2 separate regions of the Homo sapiens genome follow, and region 2 is linked to region 1. The links are chromatin loops, found by intact Hi-C in ENCODE. Cell type or tissue: MCF 10A. All regions are shown on one strand.

What was found. A loop is a pair of places that touch in the nucleus more often than their neighbours do. Peaks named below come from ENCODE experiments on the same cell type or tissue, not always from the same donor. Only the 100,000 strongest peaks of a DNase experiment are listed, where the experiment ranks them.
Region 2: a loop joins it to region 1, with 2.9 times the contacts of the local background. A loop is called at or near these places in 2 of 110 quality-filtered maps.

The regions. Positions count from the first base shown.
Region 1 is chr12:87,666,420-87,668,919 of GRCh38, reverse strand. The region is part of intron 1 of LOC105369881 (a long non-coding RNA gene); the gene reads left to right. Among named protein-coding and RNA genes, the nearest start is that of LINC02258, 100 kb to the left of the region's middle. In MCF 10A, a CTCF peak has its summit at 1,333; a DNase peak (open chromatin) is centred at 1,339.
Region 2 is chr12:87,156,809-87,159,308 of GRCh38, reverse strand. All of the region lies in intron 1 of LOC105369878 (a long non-coding RNA gene), which reads left to right. Among named protein-coding and RNA genes, the nearest start is that of MIR3059, 410 kb to the right of the region's middle. In MCF 10A, no CTCF peak of the experiment used is centred here; a DNase peak (open chromatin) is centred at 1,348.

The DNA.
Region 1 (2,500 bases):
AAAACAAATTTCTTGAGGTACTCCTTGGAGGTATGAAAAAGGGGATAACCAAGAGTGTAAATTATGATAAGGTCAGGGAAGTCACACAAGGGAAGGAAGAAAATTCAGCTATGTTTTATAGCAGGTTAGAAGAGGCCTTCAGAAAATATGCAAATTTAGACCCTTCCTCTCCTGAGGGCATGAGGCTAATGGTCCAGCATTTTATTAGCTAGTCTGCCCTGGACATCAGGCACAAACTCCAAAAATTGCAAATGGAACCACAAACTAACCCAAATCAGCTTCTTGATACCACCTTTAGGGTATGTTGACCTGGAGCAGGGAAAAAGGGAAGAGCGTAAAGAAAAACAGCAAGCTAAAATTATGGTAGCCATCACTGGAAATGCCTAGAGAGCATCTAAAGGGCCATAAGAAAAATGTCAGCAAAGGCTCTTGCTTTAAATGCAAGAAAAAAAAAAGACATTAGGCAAAGGATTATACTAAGCCCCTGCCAGGCCCCTGCAAGAGCCTTTGCTCCTACCAGTCATGACCCCTAGCACTGGATAATTGACTACCCCCACTCCCACTGAGGGGCTCAGTCAAGACTCTCATAGTGCAAAAGGAGAACGTAGATGACTACTGAAGGGGCCTAGGGCTTTCCTCATCACCCCTGTCCAGGAACATCATCATTACTATTGAGGAGCCCCGGGTAACTTGATGTGATGGGTACACAAATTCAGTTTCTTTTTAATACAGGGGCAAGTTACCCTCTCCTTACTGCGTATGCAGGAAAATCTTCCACTAGGACCACAACTATTTTAGGAATGGAAGAGAAAAATAAAATCAGGCATTTCATCCCACATTTAATTTGCCAATTTGAAAAACAAATTTTGCAGCAGGAGTTTCTAACAGTACCAAGCTGACCAGTCCCCCTGTTGGGAAGGGATATTATGGTTAAAATAGGGGCACTGCTAAAATTTAAGCACAACCTGGCAAGATTGCTAATGGTCAGTGATGCAAACAGTGTTCCAGGCCATGTCAACAAATGGGTCAACCCACTAGCATGGTATACTAGGAGGCCTGGAAGGGCCTAGGACAGTAGTGCCAGTCAAAATACAACTCAAAGACCCCAATCATTTTCCAAACTAAAAACAATACCCAATTAAGCTGGAAGCAAGAAAGGGCCTAGCATAAATAGTTAAGGAGTTGCTTGCCCATGGACTTCTAAAACCCTGTAATTCTCCCTGCAATACCCCTATTCTGCCCGTTTTTGAAACCTTCAGGAGAATACTGTATGGTACAGGATCTCAGGATAATTAATAAAGCAGTGATCTCTGTCCACCCATTGGTGGCAGACTTGCATATTCTTTTGACTCAGGTGCTGGGAACACAGAATTGTTTTCAGTCTTAAAGAATGTCTTTTTCTGCATTCCTCTGGCACTAGAGTCTCAATATCTTTTTGCATTTGAATGGGAATATTCTAATGGCAGAGAAAGAAAAAGAACAATACACTGGACAGTACTCCCACAGATATTTCAGGACAGCCCCGATTTTTTTTCCCCCAGGCCTTAAAAAGGGATCTGAAGGATCTTCAGTTAGAAAAACAAGAGTATACTCCAGTATGTAGATGACCTTCTTGTGTGTAGCCCAACCCAGGAGATATCTGATAAAAATACTATAAGGACCTTGAATTTTTTGGCCAATCAGGGATACAAAGTGTTCAAAAAGAAGGCTCAAATTGCACCCCAATGGGTTCAATATTTGGGGAATATCAAATTCCCCAAATCCCAGAGACTGGCAGGTATCCCCAGAACGGGTGCAAGCTGTATGTGGTTTGGGACCCCCCACCCCCAAGCAACAGTTTTGTTCCTTTCTGGAAGTGGCTAGGTTCTGTAGAATATGGGTACCAAATTTTGGGCTCATAGCAAAACCTCTTTATTAAACAACAAGGGAGCCAGGAAATGAGTCAATGGCGTGGACCCCAGAAATGAGGGAAGCCTTCGCCAAGATAAAACAGACTCAGGCTCCCGCCCTTGGCATCCTAGTCCTCACAAAGCCTTTTCAGTCTTTGACTCTTTTACTTTCTCTTCTGCAACCAGCTGGAAAAAAGTTCGATATTTAAAGAGCTCATATATTTAGTTAAGGCGTACCTGGATAATCTCCTGTCTCAAGGTTGTCTGTGCCATATTCACATAACCTAATCACAGGAGTAAAAACCATCAAATTCACAGCTCCAGTTAATTACTGTAGGGCACATATACCAGAAGGGCAGGAAATTTTAGGGGCCATTTTAGAATTCTGCCTACCACATCAATCAACAAATAAAATGGACTAAAACACATGATTAGTAGTAGCCCAATTATATGCAACAAAATTCCACTTTAAGAAAAGCTAAAGAAATAAAATTTCTCTTTGGAATGATGTCTGAATATTTCAACTAGTACTTTATTGAGTTTAAGATCTTTTAAGGATGAGAGAGTCTCCACTGAATTTTGAACAAAATGTTTCTAATAAAAAATCACCT
Region 2 (2,500 bases), 510 kb after region 1:
TCTTCCTTATAGGGTTGCTACAAGGATTATTTGCATAAGTATAAATCTAGGACAGTGCATAGGTCAGAATAAGTGCTTGACAAATGTTAAGCATTTGTTTAAAATGTTCCCACAGAAAGCTGCACATAATTTATTGCAATTTCTACATTTTGGTATATTTAAAACATGCATTGTTGATGTTTCTCAATGTCTATCTCCTTAAGTGTTAATCTCCTTGGATGTCAGAGAACTTGTTATATTTTTGTATCATCTGCACCAATAACATAGCTTCACATGTAGATAGGTTCAGGGCAAGTTTATGGATATGATAAATACATAAATATAAATTAAATCAATTTTAATATGTATTGTAATTCAAACCAATGCAATTCAATAAGTAATTTTGAATGTCTGTTCATACAAGACCCTTAGACCCTAGGCTAAGGTCAAAAATGAAAAATTTATGTACCTACTTTTAGGAAACTCACAATTTAGTGGATAAAACAGATATATAATTATTAAAAATATGAAGGTGAATGTTTGGTGCTTTTAGTATAGAAACCTAGATACATGTAGAGGAAGAGAATGGGTTTATAAGATAATAAAAAACATGGAGAAATTGACATTTCTCTGGGAAACTGGAAAATAAGCCTTTCTGTAACTGTTGTTAGAGACTTTACTGGGCACAAGGAAGCTGGTAATTCCAGGGTAAAAGTAAAATGTAAGTAAATACATGGATGCATTAAATTATATATTATGTGCCAGCAGTGCCAAATTAACTCTGCAATGGGTGTATCAGCATACCCACTGACCACAAGATCCAAAGAAAATCATAATCATATAAATAAAAGCAAATATATGGGGTGAGGAGGTGCTATTTTGACCCACATTACATTAGAAATACTAAGACAACATTAACTGACGATAATTTGTGAATAATTAAAAACAAAACAAAAACAGATGTCTGTATTCTTTTTTTTTTTTTTTCCTGAGATAGAGTTTCGCTCTTGCTGCCCGGGCTGGAGTGCAATGGCGCGATCTCAGCTCATCATTGCAACCTCTGCCTCCCAGTTTCAACCAATTCTCCTACCTCAGTCTCCTGAGTAGCTGGGATTACAGGCGTGCACCATCATGCCCAGCTAATTTTGTATTTTTAGCAGAGATAGGGTTTCTCCGTGTTGGTCAGGCTGGTCTTGAACTCCTGACCTCAGGTGATCTGCCTACCTCGGCCTCCCAAAGTACTGGGATTACAGCCGTGAGCCACCGAGCCCGGCCCAGATGCCTGTATTCTTGTAAATTATCTGAAGGTTTGGGAATATGGTCAACATACTTGCAAAACCATTACTAGGAGCTGACTAATGCCTATGCTATCCAACTGGCCCAAGAGAGCCCTCCAGCTCACCAGCGTCAGGCTATTTCTTCCTCCCTTTTCTCCTTGACATTAGGAGGAGTTTTACAAGTTAGTTCATCAGCAGGCTTGCATAGTTATTTGCTTTTACATCAGCATGCTTTGCTCTTTTACTTAACTTTTTCTGTTCTTGAAGATAGTTGAGATTATAGCTGTGGTACAGTGTAATTAATGAAAAAAGAATTTCAGAGGTCTATTAAGGATTATGAATTCTTTTCTTTACTTCTGTTATGCCTTTCAAAATATTAGAAATACTATGGTTCTTTAATATAACTACAGTATTTCTTAATTACATGTATAAGTAGTTGCATTAATTTTAAATTAATATTTTAATTCCTTTTAGAATTAAAAATATAACCCTATTTTACATTTCCTAATAACTTTATAATTTTAATAGTTATTCCAAAAATATTCAATTTTGTGATATTCATAATTTCTAGTTGACAAATTTTATTTAATCTATTTCCAATGATAGAATTAACTAAAAGAAATGATGACACAAACTCCTTTACAAAGTTCTCATGTATTAAAATTTAATAGTAATGAGATGGCAGTCAAAAAAAGAATTAAAAATATATTTGAAGCAATAAAGTATTTATTTGTTAATAGATATTCTAAAGAGAAAGCATTGATGACATTTATACTTATCTAAATAACATAATTATAGTAAATATATACATAATTTAGTCTCACTTTTTCCTCAAAGTTCAAGCAAAAATATAGAAGTATTATAACTTACCTTGTATGGAGTTTATTTTTTCTTAACAGCTTCACCTCCATTGTCTGACTCAATGAAACAAATGTACCTTTTACTTTCCTGTTGTTAAAAAAAAGATGTTTAAATTCAGAAATGTTAAAAATTTTGTCCAGAAAAAATAAATTGTGGCTTAATACTTACAAAACATTTGTCTCTTAAACCATATAGATCTCTGTATTTCTAAAATTAATGTATACTTACACAAATATGTGAAAACAATCTTATTAATATATTGAGTATTATAAATAGGTTAATATCTTACTTGACTACTGCTTCATTACAGCTTTCTTCTTTTCAAAGCCAGAAGGAAAATAGTTAATTGTAGATCCTTCCAGGCATTTTTCTACATGTTTATA